Linked DNA regions of Homo sapiens: all the other regions are linked to region 2. A link is a contact called in ENCODE Hi-C or POLR2A ChIA-PET data. All regions are on one chromosome and are shown on one strand. The core of a region is the stretch at or near the end of the contact, and the rest is flanking DNA. Distances in the headings are between cores, read along the strand shown. Region 1 holds the start of CEP112 (centrosomal protein 112). Region 2 holds the start of AXIN2 (axin 2). Region 3 has its middle 66 kb from the start of LRRC37A3. Region 4 has its middle 50 kb from the start of LRRC37A3. Region 5 holds the start of PRKCA (protein kinase C alpha).

The links. A loop is a pair of places that touch in the nucleus more often than their neighbours do. ChIA-PET counts read pairs that join two places held with the same protein, here RNA polymerase II (POLR2A). Pooled maps may share reads with other maps.
Region 1: a map of CD8-positive, alpha-beta T cell shows a loop between it and region 2 (22-fold over the local background). The contact joins the promoter of CEP112 here to the promoter of AXIN2 in region 2. A Hi-C loop is called at or near these places in 2 of 168 maps with a recorded cell type or tissue (both CD8-positive, alpha-beta T cell), 2 of 37 single-sample maps with no recorded cell type and 9 of 50 pooled maps.
Region 3: a loop to region 2 is called in a pooled map, with 6 times the contacts of the local background. The contact joins the enhancer-like site here to the promoter of AXIN2 in region 2. A Hi-C loop is called at or near these places in 3 of 168 maps with a recorded cell type or tissue (ascending aorta, gastrocnemius medialis and naive thymus-derived CD4-positive, alpha-beta T cell), 2 of 37 single-sample maps with no recorded cell type and 17 of 50 pooled maps.
Region 4: a map of ascending aorta shows a loop between it and region 2 (7-fold over the local background). The contact joins the enhancer-like site here to the promoter of AXIN2 in region 2. A Hi-C loop is called at or near these places in 2 of 168 maps with a recorded cell type or tissue (ascending aorta and naive thymus-derived CD4-positive, alpha-beta T cell), 2 of 37 single-sample maps with no recorded cell type and 16 of 50 pooled maps. POLR2A ChIA-PET finds 5 or more read pairs at or near these places in 1 of 52 experiments (naive thymus-derived CD4-positive, alpha-beta T cell).
Region 5: a map of naive thymus-derived CD4-positive, alpha-beta T cell shows a loop between it and region 2 (9-fold over the local background). The contact joins the promoter of PRKCA here to the promoter of AXIN2 in region 2. A Hi-C loop is called at or near these places in 1 of 168 maps with a recorded cell type or tissue (naive thymus-derived CD4-positive, alpha-beta T cell) and 8 of 50 pooled maps.

Annotation. Positions count from the first base shown.
Region 1 is chr17:66,190,876-66,193,575 of GRCh38, reverse strand. It overlaps CEP112 (centrosomal protein 112), which reads left to right and starts at 1,443. Exons shown (of 27, transcript NM_001199165.4): 1 at 1,443-1,579.
Region 2 is chr17:65,560,281-65,562,980 of GRCh38, reverse strand. AXIN2 (axin 2) reads left to right here and starts at 1,333. Exons shown (of 11, transcript NM_004655.4): 1 at 1,333-1,531. RefSeq lists a silencer at 1,170-1,319.
Region 3 is chr17:64,983,914-64,986,705 of GRCh38, reverse strand. No RefSeq gene overlaps it. Among named protein-coding and RNA genes, the nearest start is that of LRRC37A3, 66 kb to the right of the region's middle. RefSeq lists enhancers at 274-323, 604-903, 1,521-1,800. Within about 2 kb of position 1,350, at least 28 of the 41 ENCODE cell types and tissues checked have a DNase peak (open chromatin) inside an H3K27ac peak, as active enhancers do; they include ascending aorta and gastrocnemius medialis, where a contact is called at or near this core.
Region 4 is chr17:64,967,647-64,970,509 of GRCh38, reverse strand. It overlaps the pseudogene AMZ2P1. Among named protein-coding and RNA genes, the nearest start is that of LRRC37A3, 50 kb to the right of the region's middle. Within about 2 kb of position 1,374, at least 6 of the 41 ENCODE cell types and tissues checked have a DNase peak (open chromatin) inside an H3K27ac peak, as active enhancers do.
Region 5 is chr17:66,301,056-66,303,952 of GRCh38, reverse strand. It overlaps PRKCA (protein kinase C alpha), which reads right to left and starts at 1,340. Exons shown (of 17, transcript NM_002737.3): 1 at 929-1,340. The coding sequence starts at 1,101. RefSeq lists an enhancer at 45-546.

The sequences.
Region 1 (2,700 bases), core at 194-2,693, 630 kb before region 2:
TGAGCTTGAGCTTGTTACATTTTTTCTTTGATTTATCTTCTATTTATTTATCTTCTATTTTTCTTTTCATGTTTATTTAGACACCATTTGTCAAATTCATTTCATATTCTTTCAGCAATGCAGTTTATGATTCTAAAAATTGCATATATTTATTATGCACAACATTGTGAAATGACTAAGTCAAGCTAATTAACATAAGCGTTGCTTCACATACTTATTAATTTTGTGATGAGAACACTTAAGATGTACTCTTTTAGCAATTTTCAAGAACACAATACATTATCATTTACTATGGTCACCACGTTGTAAAATAGATCGCTTAGACTTATTCCTCCAATCTAACTTAAATTTTGTTTCCTTTGACCAATGTCCTCCTCCTCCTGAGGCTGGAGTAGGGTAGTTTATCTTTTTTTTTTTTTTTGAGTCTCGCTCTGTCGCCCAGGCTAGAGTGCAGTAGCGCAATCTCGGCTCACTGCAACCTTTGCTTCCCGGGTTCAAGCAATTCTCCTGCCTCAGCCTCCCGAGTAACTGGGATTACAGCCGTGTGCCACCACGCCTGGCTAATTTTTTGTATTTTTAGGAGAGACAGGGTTTCACCGTGTTAGCCCGGATGGTCTCGATCTCCTGACCTCCTGATCCGCCCACCTTGGCCTCCCAAAGTACTGGGATTACAGACGTGAGCCACCCCGCCCGGCCAGTTTATCTATCTTGAATGTATTAACTGACTGGTTAAATTCCTGCAATTGCATGCTTGATTTTGCATCCTTGATTCTCAGTACTAATTATCTGGATTATATATCATTCCCTAGTTATAAACATGTTCAAGTATGCTTTTGAAAACTAAACATTCTTAAAAGCATTCTGTACCCTTTATTTTCCTTAGCATGATTTGTCTTTGAGACAAGGAAGAGCTAGCTGTTGGTGTTTACTTCCAGTGAGATAGGTTTTAAAAAGAACCTTTTGAAGAATTTGACTTGGGTTTTGATATATCAGAGAGTGAGGAAATTTTCACTTGAGACCCATTCAACTCTGATGTCTGTCCACATAACGGATCACCCCTTTTGTGAACATCCTCCAGCCGCCCCATTTTCTGTGCCCTTATTTTTTCGCCACGGCCCCTAAGGTGATCATAAGCGACTCTGCGCGGGATGCGGGAGGGCAGCAGCATTCAAACTGTGGTCGGGTTATCCCGGAAGCTTCGACTGGGGACCCGCCAAGGGGCCCACAAGCTGGGGTGCGAGTCTGGCGGTTGCTGGGCCAGCAGGAGCGTCGCCATGGCAACGGGGCCGCGCGCACGCCGCCACCTGTGGGTGGAGAAATGCCCGCGCGGAAGTCTCCGCCCCCAGCCTGGGGCGCCGGTGGTCGCCGCCGCCGGGAACGTCGCCATGGCAACCGCACCGCAGGCTAGAGGGGTGGAGTAGGGGGCGGGGAAATGCGAGCGCGAAAGTCCCCGCCCCCGGGCTGCTGGGCGGCGGCGACCCAGCGGCCCGCAAGGATTTGAAACCGTTTGGCAGGGGCGGCGGTGGCGGCGGCGTTGGCGGCAGCGGCCGAGCGGAAAGCTTGCGTGTGGTGGTGCCAGGTTCTCGTTTTTTTCTGAATTTCCTTCCCCCGCCCCTCCCACCAGGTTCTTGAGTGGAATTTTGCGCCGGTGGCTGCCGCCCCGCCCTTGCGGGCCCGTTCGGGAAGGGGCGTCGCCCTCAGGCCCTGGGCCCGTTCTCCGGGCCTGGGGGGCGCGCGCCCCTGGGGTCCCGGCGCTGCCCGCTGTGGTGTCCCCGGCAGGCAGAGCGCGATCCAGGCCGGGACGACTTGGGAAAGTTCTAAGTAAAGTTTGATCAGCCGGTTTGATCGGTCTGACGTGGTCCAAGAGTCTGACCCAAGGGTTTGCGACTGGGAGAGGAAATCTGTGTCCTGGACAAGGTAGGAGCGCGGCCTGGGCCTGGGCCTCGGCGGGCCGAGGAAGGGACTGCCAGGAACGGCACCGCTGGAGTTTTCAATTCCGTCCCAGAAAAGAGTCTCAGAACAATCAGCTGGATTTGCGGGGACAGAACCAGGGCGCTGGTTGGTTTGCAGAAAGTCATAGGCCGCTTGGAGAGGCCCAAGCCCAGCACCGCCGCATGTAGGATGCTACCCTGTGTTTCTGAGTTAATTATTTTTAAGTGTTCAAGAGAACGACATAAGTAAATGTGAACAGCTTTTCTGATCATTGCACGGCTACTTTTATTTGTTTTTAATATTTTAAGATGAGTCAAAATAAGATAGAAAAGGCACATTAAATTCCATGAGCCTCTCCACAGTGGTCAGGCTGCAGCTTAGTGGAATGCATGGTATTAATAATTTGTGCAGTGTTCAGGCCCAGCTGTCACTGTCCACTAAGAACCTAGGTCAGTGACTTCACCTCACTTAAGCCTCAGCTTCCTTCTTCCTCTGTGAAATGACCATGGAAATGGTGCGGAAATGGTAGGGCCGGGCCAGAGAATAAACTGAGATTTGTTTCTAAAGCACACACTGAGCTACGGGTAGAGTCAGGGAAGGCTCTTGTCAAAACATCCACACGTGTAAGCCAGAGAAAACGTGCACCTCTAATCCTTTTTAATTTGTCGACGTTTCCAGTTTTCTTTAATGACCCACAATATATTTAAAATATGATTTGATTGAACAAAATGGGTTTTACACAACTTCCAAGAACGTTTGTTTTGTTTG
Region 2 (2,700 bases), core at 84-2,583:
GTGTGTGTTTTTTTTTTTTTTTTTTGAGGGAGTCTCGCTTTGTCACCCAGCCTGGCGTGCAGTGGTGCCATCTTGGCTCACTGCAACCCCCCCACCCCCGTCTCCTAGGTTCAAGCGATTCTCCTGCCTCAGCCTCCCGAGTAGCTGGGACTACAGGCACGTGCCACCACACCCGGCTGATTTTTGTATTTTTAGTAGAGACGGGGTTTCGCCATATTAGGCAGGCTGGTCTCGAACTCCTGACCTCAGATGATCCTCCAGCATGGGCCTCCCAAAATGCTGGGATTACAGGCATGAGCCACCGTCCCCGGCCCTTTGTTTTTTAAAAGGAAGAAAAGTTAATTATTCGCTCATAACATAAGGAATCATTCTATAGCAGCAGCAGAATAAATACACAATGCTCTGGGTTTGTGACATATTTTCTCATTTTAACGGAGAAGAGAAGGTTGTGTGTGCCTTATAAACGTTTTTGGGCAAATGTGGGAGAAATTCAAAGGTGACAATGGGGTGAGGAGTTTTCGATACATTAAAACGGCATGCATGCCTTGTCGTTTGGAGTGGGAAAAAAGATATTCCTATCGGTTTAATATGTAACATATGGCAGAAGAGGGGACTTTGGAAGAGTAACGGGTATGCAGTTGTTTGGGAGAGATGGCCAATGTGTGCCGCTACGAGGGTCTTATGGCCAGCAGGTTAGGAAGCTGGACCTAGGTCTTCAGGGCACTGAGGTATGCCTCCTAACTGGTGTTAGCACTCAGGCCTATACTGGCGGATTCACACCCCACTTTCACACATGCACAAACGCAATTCATCCACCAACTGCAGTCCTATATTTACCCGAACTCAGATGCACGTGCACAAGCGCGCACAGGCATGCACACGCCTCCAGCGGCTGGGCCCGAGTCCGCCCTATGACAGCGGGCCAGCCAACCCCAGGGCCGGAACTCCCTTTATAAAGTCCTCCAAGCCCAAATTCCCAGGGAAACTTGAATAGAGGTAGAAAAGCGTTTGATGATAGAAAAAAAAAAATCTGCTTGCTTGCAGTTCTTGCGATGGCCATAATGCTACCAGAAACTGTTGCATTCCAGAGCCGGGGAGAGCGAGGGCAGGCAGGGGGAGGAGGCGGGAGCAAAGAGGCCGGAGAACTTAAAAGAAGAAATCAGAACTCGGGCTGAGAATGCCCTCGGGGCCGCGGGGGGCTGGCAGGGGGCGGAGGAGAGGCCGGGGAAGGGTTAACGCGGGAGCGGAGCGTGCGGCGGGGGCGGGCCGGGGCGGGGCGGGGCGGGCGCGGGGCGCTGTCCCTTTAAGGCGGGCGGCGCGGGCCGGCCGAGCGCGGCTGTGATTGGCGCGGCGGGATCACTGGCTCCGCGAGCCTGGCCCGGGGGAGTCGGCTGGAGCCGGCTGCGCTTTGATAAGGTCCTGGCAACTCAGTAACAGCCCGAGAGCCGGGAAATAAAAATAACCCCTCAGAGCGATGGATTTCGGGGCCGCCCGGCGGCCGAGGCGCCCGCCGAAGGCCCTGCTGTAAAAGGTGGGGGTGGAAGCTCGGCCCCAGCGGAGCCGCTTCAAAGAAAGCCCCCCTCTTACAGGGGGCGAGGTCGCGCCGAGCCGCGGCGTGGGCGCGGGGGGCGGGAGGGGGCCCGGCCAGGCGGAGGCCGGGCCTGGAGGGGGGCGCGGGCGGGGCGGCCCTGCGGAGCGGTGGCGGGGCTGCGGGGGGCGGCCCGGGGCGCGGCCGGCGCGTACCTCCCTTTCAGGACCGTGCGCTCGGCTCGCGCCTTTGAAGTGCACAGTTAAATCCACAGCGCAGTTTTTGTTGGAAGCGCCCGGAGGACATTTGGTGCGCCGAGTGACTGCTGGAAACAGGACCTGCGTTGAAAGCCGGGCCGGGCGGGGGCGGAGGCCCGCTCGGATCTTTTGCATAAAAGGGGCGGCGGGGCGCGCCGTTCCCCCTCCCCGGCCGGTGGCTTTCGCTCTGAACCCGGGATTGTTGTTTCCCGCACCCCCTCCCCCGCCGCACGACTCCCCATGTTCCCCGACGCCGCGGCCGGCCCGGGGGGGCCCGGGGCTGCCGCCGCGAGCCGAGCCGGGGGCCGGGGCCGGGCCCCTGCCAGGGGCGCCTGCGAGGTCTCGCCGCCGAGCGCGCGCGGGGATCAATGGTGAGTGCCGAGGCCGAGGCGGCCGGGCGGACCGCGCGCTTTGATGTGCGGGGCGGCCCTTTGAAGTTGGCAGGCCGGCTATTTCGGGGCGCGCTAGGGGCCGGCGCGGAGGGGAGCGGCGGACCCGGCGCCCAGCGTTCCGGGGGGCTTGGCCGGGCAGCCTTGCGCGCCCTGCGCCGGAGCCCCCTCCCCAGCGCGGTGACCGGGTTGGCGGGGGGCCCAGAGAGGAGACTTATCCGAGTGGCGGCAGTGGCGGGGGCGGAGAGGGGGCAGATACCCCCCGGGGGTCGCGTCGCTGTCGCGGTTATGGATGTGAGTCGGCGTGTGAGTGCGCGCGGGAGTGCCTTTGGGAGGTGGGATGAAAGGGTAGCGGCGCCCCCCGCTTGCCCTCCCCCGCCCCCCGCCTCTCCTCCGCCCCATCCTCTCCTCCTACTTCTCTTCCCCCTCCCCTTTTCCCCTCCCTGCCGCGGGTCCGCGCTAAGGGGCCCACAGCGCTGGCGGAGGCTCAGTCTGCGCGCAGGACCGGCCCAAGTCCGGGGCGCCC
Region 3 (2,792 bases), core at 101-2,600, 580 kb after region 2:
CTCAGCTTTTCTATTCTAAGTGTGTCCTTCGTTATGCTGATGCAAGTTGGCAATTTTACATTGCACAAGAATATATGGTTTTAATCCACGCAAGTGTCGCCTCTGACGATGCTCTCTTTCCAGTTCCTCCTGCACCACACTTGCTCTCATCATCTGCTACAGGGGAGGGACCTGCTAGCCCTGTGCCTAAGTTAGCACCAGCAGGAACCCACAGGTGTTCAGTGGGGAGTCGCTGACTGCCTTGGAGAAGCGTATTTGAGACAAGCTGTTAATGGCTCACGGTCCTAGGGTAACCCCCTCGGCTGGCACCTGCATTTAGGACAGCAGTGAGCCAAGCAGTTTCCAGCTTGTGGGAAAGAAGCTTTGAGGGGTCCCTAAGGGCAAGAAGGCCTTTCCTGGCTCAGTCCAATCAGATACCTGCTGTGGCTGTGCTTCTTCTGGCCACAGGTCCCTGTCTTTGTTGGTTCCCTGCACTGACCTGGCCAAAAGGAAGCTGCTTGCTTCTGGGCAGCAGCTGTCCCCTCCCCCAGAAAGTCTAAAAGGACACAGAGGACGTCTTCAGTATTTCCGTAGAGGTCACAAGCTAAGTGGGTCGCTGTCGCTGTTTTACGTTTGGTTGGTGCTGAGACACTTCCTCTTTCATTTATGTCTTATTCAGGCCACCTCCTCCATCCCCCTTGAAGACTGAAAAAGGGGAACTTGAAAGAAAAACCGAAAATTTCAGACCGAGCTATGGTGCAGGAGACCATGCTGTCATCCTGAAGCAGAGGCTGGGGACGTCACCAAGAGGATCACAGCATCCTCGAGGGTTCACTGAGGCCACTGCCCAGGCTTTCTTTTCTTTCTTTTTTTTAATAGAGATCAGAGTCTTGCTAGGTTGCCCAGGCTGATCTCAAACTCCTGAGCTCAAACAATCCTCCCACCTCAGCCTTCTAAAGTGCTGGGTTTACAGGCTTGAGTCACTATACCGGGCTGACCAGGGACTTTCTTCCTCCCCTCATTCGAACTTTCTTAGCTCCCACTCAAGTCTTCCTAAATGCTATGTGGTATTCTTAGGACTCCTAATTCCTAATTTTTCAGGAAGTGAAATGATATTCTTAAAGTAAAAACCAAAATCTGCTTTTGCTCAATTCTTTGAATTTACTGTATTTATATGCCATATATAGAGAGAGAGAGAAAGAGAGACAGAAAGAGTGCATGTAGATATACACACACAAATGTATACACACACACACACACACACACACACACATCAGATTGTGGTAGCTTTTGGAAACTCTCTAAGGCACAGAAAATAAGTTGCCTGACAAGACATCAAAGAATTGCAAAAGAGGCCACAGCCCCAAAGGCCTTACTGACTGCTTTGTGATTTGTAGCATGACTGCTGATAAGCATCTATTTGCTTCAGTAAATAGAAGTTGAATCATAACATTTGTTCCAGGAAACAGTAACTGAAGTCGCAAATCATAAATAATAAAGCATGAAAAATCTTCTTTTAACCTAATGGACTAAAAGATTTCTTGCTTTTTTCATTTCTGCTAATGGCCTCTCTCCCTTGGCACTGCCAGAGCTGGCCCATTAAAGGTGAATTGAGCCTCAGTTTGCAGGCAGGACGTGGTCCAAAAGATCATTTGTAAGTTGGTTGTTTGGATCAAAGAATGTGTTTTCTCCTAGAAACCGTTTTTCTCAGGGTGACTGGGTTCTCAGGTTCGCTCGCACAGTGCTGTTCAACTTCTACTGAAGCTGAGCTCTGGGTCTTTGAGGGCAGGTTCTCTGCAGTGCAGGAGGGAGAAATCAGGTCACCTGCTGCTCCTTTGCATAGAGACCTGGCTCTGAGCACAATTTAAGCATAAGTAGTTTTCTTTTCTACTTTCTCAACTCCCTTTTGGCGTCCAGGTCCAGGGCCGTAGTCCCTGGATTGCAGCACCCTTTCCTAAAGTGCTTTACCCACCTCTGGGCTGCTTGCCTGCTAAGGGGGGTCTGGGACCCCAAATTACCCACTATTCCTGCTTCCTGACCAATCAGACTTCCATTTCCTCAGAGCAGTTGATATCAGCTAAGGGCCAGGGGAAAAGCAAAAGGAGAAGATATGAATTCACACTAGTAGGTGAATCATGGAGAACCTCTTAACCCTCTTAATATCTTCTCATGTTAAAATGAATTAGTTGTGAGACTTGAGAGTCCTTGTGGCAGTATGGGTTAGGGATGAACACGGTGACTAAGGATTCGGAATTCACACACACATTAGTAGGACTCTTAGGCTCTTCACTGCACCTGCTTCCAGAACACTGGCAGTCAGTTAGGAAATGATCCTACTCTGGAAAAAAAATGCAATGGTCGCAGAGAAGAAACTTTCAAGTTCAGACACTGGGGAGAATCCCCTCAGTGAATAAGCTGATTATCTGCCAGATTGCCTCTGAGAATAAGCCACATTCATGCACACAGAACCCCCCACCAGTTTTTTGTGCCTCATAATGAAATCTTAACAGATAGCCAAAGATTACCAGATGTTTATGGAAAGTTCTAACATGAAACAAAAAGACCAAAACAGAGGAAACAACAGAACAAATCTTCAAAAGTAGTATAGTTACTATCTATAGAGAAATAAGAAAAGGCATTTTATCCATGAAATAGGATGTATTTTAGACTTTCAGGATGCCGTAACAAAATATGATACACTGGGTGGTTTATAAACAAAGAAATTTATTTCTCATGGTTCTAGGGACTGGAATCCAAGATCAAGGTGCTGATTTGGTGTCTGGGGAGGGCCTGCTTTCTGGTTCAGAGATAGT
Region 4 (2,863 bases), core at 125-2,624, 590 kb after region 2:
TTTAGTGTTTTCTTAACTTCTAGAATGCTATTTTCCCTAATTTTCGAATATCAGTCCACATTTTCTGGGTAAAGGGAGGTGAGGAAGTTGTTTTTGAATCAAATTAGATTGAACAAACCTACCATGGGTTATTTTCTTTAAAAATTTATTACTTTAAAATAAAAACTGAACGAGAGACATAAATAAAAGTGATCATGTAAACAAGTCGAATTGTGAAGCAGTACCCTGTAGGGTGAGTTACGTAGCAAACCGTGTTCTCTGTGCTTGCAGAGATGGTTGATATAACTCTAAATGTAACACAGGAAGTCAGTTACAAGGGTATTTATTCTGGTCACCAGACACTAGTGACAGAATAGAGTTGAGCTGCTCTTTAAAAAGGGGGTGGGGGTGGGGAAGGGGACGAGGTTATTCTGTCTAAAGCCGTGGTTTAAAGCATGGGCTTCAAGACATCAGGGCAGTTGTCCTCAGTCAGTGCTGCGTGAGGGAAGGCCAGCAACCCCTCCAGGCACACGTGTAACAGATCTGTTTAGCGTGTCCTTAAAGAGTGAAATCATGACTGCCTATTGTTGATGTGATTTATTTTATTTTATTTGTTTATTTATTTATTTATTTATTGAGATGGAGTCTCGCTCTGTCGCCAGGCTGGAGTGCAATGGCGGGATCTCGGCTCACTGCAACTCCGCCTCCCGGGTTCAAGCCATTTTCCTGCCTCAACCTCCTGAGTAGCTGGGATTATAGGCGCCTACCATCATGCCTGGCAAATTTTTGTATTTTTGTAGAGACAGGATTTCACCATGTTAGCCAGGCTGGTCTTGAACTCCTGACCTCAGGTGATCCGCCCACCTTGGCCTCCCAAAGTGCTGGGATTGCAGGCATGAGCCACCATGCCTGACCCATGTGATTAGTTTTTGTGGTTCCTTTTTGAGTACTTGATTTGGAGTACTTGCTACTTTCAGAAAAAGACTTCTTTTGTGGGAAAAGACTCTGAAACTTCAGTTTCTCAAGTATTTGACCTCCAGCCCATTAAGTTTTACAAGACAAGGCATGGTGGATAGCAGCAAAGGATTTTGATAGGGAAATCTGGGGCTTCTTCCACTTGGAAGAAGCTGACCGGCGCCCTCTAAACCTTTGCCCTATCTGTTTGCACAAGTTGCAGTGTGCTGTTATTGGCTTCAGCATTGTAGAAAGATATAAAGTAAGTTGAGGGATGGATAGTGTAAAGAGGGGGAAGTGGTTATCTGAGTAGCAAACTGATGTATCTATTATATCCTTCTCTAGAGTTATAATTTATCAGAGGAAATTAGTGTAAAGATAAGCAGGAAGCTGTGGTTTAAAAACATGCGAAGAAATGCCCTTCTTAAAAACTTCAGCTTGCCTTAGAGTGATTTATGCTTACAGTTCAATGAGAAATAGTGGAAGAAATTTTCTGCTTCTCTTCCATTTAGGGCAAGAGAGCTTGACTTTGCAAAACTGAATAAATATTGATATGTGTGGCAAAGTTCATTTTTTAAACCCTATAAGTGTGAGGACAGGATTTATCTTTCCAAATATGGGACAGAGGTATGATGTTCATTAGGAGGAAAAAAGTGATTTTCTTTAAAAAGGAAGAAGGAAAGTACCTAATCTCAGTATGTGTGTGTGTGCCCACACTTGCCCACAAACATCAATATACATTCATGTGTTTACTCATGGGTATGACTGCATTCAGGTGACTGCACAGAAATGTCTACACATGTGTTTTCACATACATATGTCTACCCATGCCTGTGTGGACACTTATATATGTATATACATACATGTCAAATTAATATAATGCCTTGTAGAATATTCAGCAAGTTGAGAAAAAATATCCTATCATGCTAGAAACAAAGTATAAGAATGAGTGTATTTCTTTTTCATCTTTTTTCAGTGCGTACTTTTGACATCATTTGTAATTCTGTGTGTATTTGGTACGTGCCATTTCACTCAGTATATCATTAGCATTATTCATATTCACAGCATCATTATCAAATGCAGCGTCTTCATGGGGTAATATGTCACCCTATGATCTAGAAGCCAATGCTTCTCTCTTGCCTGATGGTATTTTGCTGTGGTTTGTTGAAGTGCGCATCTTTCAATGCTTTTCCAGGCACTGGTGAGGTGGATTGATGATGAATCTTCTGGCACACCTGGAGCAACTCCAGAACACAGTCGTGAGGATAATGGGAATTTACTGAAACCCGTGGAAGGAAGCCTTTAAGGAATGGAAAGAGTGGATAATAAAATGCCTGACTGTTCTCCAAAAATAAGGACCTTCAAATAGGAGTGATTGAAATAAATGACTACTTGCATGTTATGCTTTCATTTGGGTGGAATACTTCATCAGAATAAACTATTGATCTTGTGCTGTGTCAAAGTAACAGACTAGAACCTTCTTTCAAGTACCTGAATTGAAATGAAACTCATTTTGAATAATAAAAACTCTAGAAACTCTTTATCTTCTCATCTTACTGGCCTGGTCTGTGGCAGCAAGCACATTATTTCCATTCCCCAAATATGTTTAGGTCTCCCAAGAAAGCTGGGACTGGCGGTAATGAGCAAGTAAATAACTTGAAAAAGAACTGTAGATGCCCCAAGGAACCAACCAACATAATTTCCAGGGGGTGATTTTGTTTTTAGAAGAGCTGCTCCCCTCTGTTAGGGCCAGCCAAGTCACATTTTTGGACGTCCGTGGACTCTGATCACCACAGCCCTCCTCTTCCGTGAGCCTTCCTTACTCTCTCGAGTGCATTAGCTCATTTTTTTTCTTTTGCTGGTTGTCACCTTATTCCTGTTTTAGTTTTTAGCAGCTTAAAATACGACCTCTCAGGAATATTTGCAAGTG
Region 5 (2,897 bases), core at 91-2,590, 740 kb before region 2:
TCTCGGCTCACTGCAGCCTCCGCCTCCCGGGTTCAAGCGAGTCTCCCGTCTCAGCCTCCCGAGTAGCTGGGATTACAGGCGTGTGCCACCACGCCCGGCTAATTTTGTATTTTTAGTAGACGGGGTTTCACCATGTTTGCCAGGCTGGTCTCGAACTACTGACCTTAGGTGATCCGCCTGCCTCGGCCTCCCAAAGTGCTGGGATTACAGGCGTGAGCCACCGCGCCTGGCCGACAGGGTCTATTTTAAATGAGTCCCTCTGCCCTTGTGCCATTTGCCTGCTAGAACTCCCCCTCCCCCACTGCAAGCTTTCAACAGTTTGCTCTCTCTCTCTCTGCTCACTCAGAAAAGTCAGTCTCTCCGTGCCCAGTAGATGCAGCCTACAGTAGGCAGGGGCCCAAGATGCCAGCGCAGTCCAGCCCGATGGGAAGCACAAACACAACCCCCCCACCCCGAACGCGCCCAGCCTGGCTCGCCAGCAACTTGGACCGCGCGCAGTGCAATCGCCGCCGCTCCCCCGTTACTCCGGGGCGCGTTTCTCCGGGAACCTTTGCCCCCTTAGGGCCTCTCCTCCTCCCCTGTCCCCTGGGCTCACACCCCGGCAAGCGGCCGCTCCGCTGGGTGCGTGCGGGTGGGCGCGCCCGGGGAGGTGAGGGGCCCGGCCCGGAGAGGGATCCCCTTCGCCACCGTACGGGGCCAGCCTCCCTCTCGCGCCAGGGGGTGTGTGTGGCGGGACGGCGACGTCCCGGGAGTCCTGCCCGCCGGTGTCAGGGCCGGGCGCGCGTGTCACTCCGGGCGAAGAGTTCGGACTCCCGCCGGTTCCAAGTTATCGGAGTGAGCCAGCCCCGGGGCGGACGCGCCGGAGCGCCGGGTGCCGGGACCCGGAGGCGGGGAGGAGCGGGGCAGGAGTGCCCGGCCCGGCACCTACCAGATGAAGTCGGTGCAGTGGCTGCAGAAGGTGGGCTGCTTGAAGAAGCGCGCGATGAATTTGTGGTCCTTCACCTCGTGCACGTTCTTCTGCCTCAGCGCCCCTTTGCGGGCGAAGCGGTTGGCCACGTCCTGAGACGCCGTGGAGTCGTTGCCCGGGAAAACGTCAGCCATGGTCCCCCCCAACCACCTCTTGCCTCCGCCGGGGAGCTGCGGCCGCGGAGGGCCGGGTGGGCGGGGGCGGCGGGGGAGAGGTGCGGGCTCGGGGCGACCCCGGGCGCGGGGCGCGGGCCGGTGGCCGAGGTCGCGGCGAGGGGGCGCGGCGGGGGCCGGGGAGAGTCGGGCTGGTGCTGCGCGGAGCGGGAGCGGGAGCCGGAGCCGCTGGCTCGCCCGCTGGCCCCAGGCTCACTGACAGCCCGGTGCCCGGCGCTCGCGCTTCCTACTCGCGGCGGCAGAGGCGGCCCGGAGCGGCACCGCCCACCGCGCATGCCCCGAGCGCGAGGCCGCGAGGACGAGCGGCGGGGGCGCGCGGGCCGGGCGCGCGCGGGGGTGCGGCGAGGGTGCGGCGGCGGCGGCGCTGAGCGGACCGGACCGAGTGCGGAGGAGGCAGCGAGTGCCTTGCGGTGCTGGGAACACTGGGCAAGGGGAGGCGGCGGCGGCGGCGGCGGCGGCGGCGGCGGCGGCGGCGGCGGCCGGGGGAGGGCCGGCCCGAGTGGGGATGCGGGGGAGGAGGCCGGGAGTGGCGGGTCCGCGCTCCTCCGCCGCCTTTTTCTTTCCTCCCCTTCCTGCGCCCGGCTCTCCTCCCTCTCGCCCTCCTCCGCCTCAGTTCTCCTCCTCTTCTTCCGCTCTTGCCGCCCGGCCTCCTCCTCTCCCGGTCTTCCTTCTCCCACTCCCGCTCTCTCTCTTGTCGACGGGCTCGGAGTCCTGCGCCACCCGTGCCGGGCCGAGAGGAGCCCGCGTCCGGGAGTGGGCTCCACGCGCAGCCCCTGCCCCGGAGCCTCCCGCCCGGTGCTCACCTCCTAACCCCTCAGCACCCGCAGCAGGGAGCCCCTTCCCCATCCTCAGGACCCCCGGTGTCTCCAGGGCACGACGCCCGTGTTTTAGCTGCCTGTACCAGCTTGAGGTTTCACCTGGCCAAAATGTCACTTTCATCACGTGTGCACTAAAAGACCTAGCCCCTAGACCTTCCTACAGGAGGAAGAGAGCGATTTTTAAATAATTAAGCATTGACCCTTTCCCCTACCTTCTCTTCTTGACCTATACCTTATTTCACCTGCGTGTGGTAGAGACTTTTAATTTGTACGTCGGGCATTTATCACCACGTGGGATGGTTAAAGGACTTGTCTTAGGTATTTATCCCGTTATTCAATGGCCACCAGAGCGACGATGTTGATTATCAGGCTTTCTTGATTTTACAAGTCCAGGACCTTAATTTAGAAATCATTTTGCATCCCAAGCTAATTACTGCAATACTGTCAGGTGCAGAGTGCAGCCAGTACGTTTGTAACTTACCAAGTAAAACTGCCTGTGAAAGAGTAGCGGGCATGGCTATGCAAAGGACGCAGGTGGGGATGCACCAGCTAATCACTCGCTGAATATTTATCAGGTCTGCCTGGAGGCCGCTAAAATACATAAGGGAAATAATCATTTCTCAGCGTTTCATTGGTGTTTTGTTTTATTTGCCAGATTCACGAAATCCCCAAAACGACTTTACGAGCTAAAGAGACCAAGAAAGAGAACACGTTTGATCCTTCAATAAATTTATGTTGAAAAAAAAAACTTTTCTAAAATACTTTCTTAGAGCATGTAACATAGGCCAAGTAGAGCTAATATTGTTTTCTTTGAGATTGCCTAATTGTGATGCTTGATGATAGGAATGTCCTTTATATTTTTAACAAATGGAAGCTCTCCTGACTGGCCGTCAGTGGTGCATGCACTTGACTGATCCATTTACAATCTCTTGAGCCAGT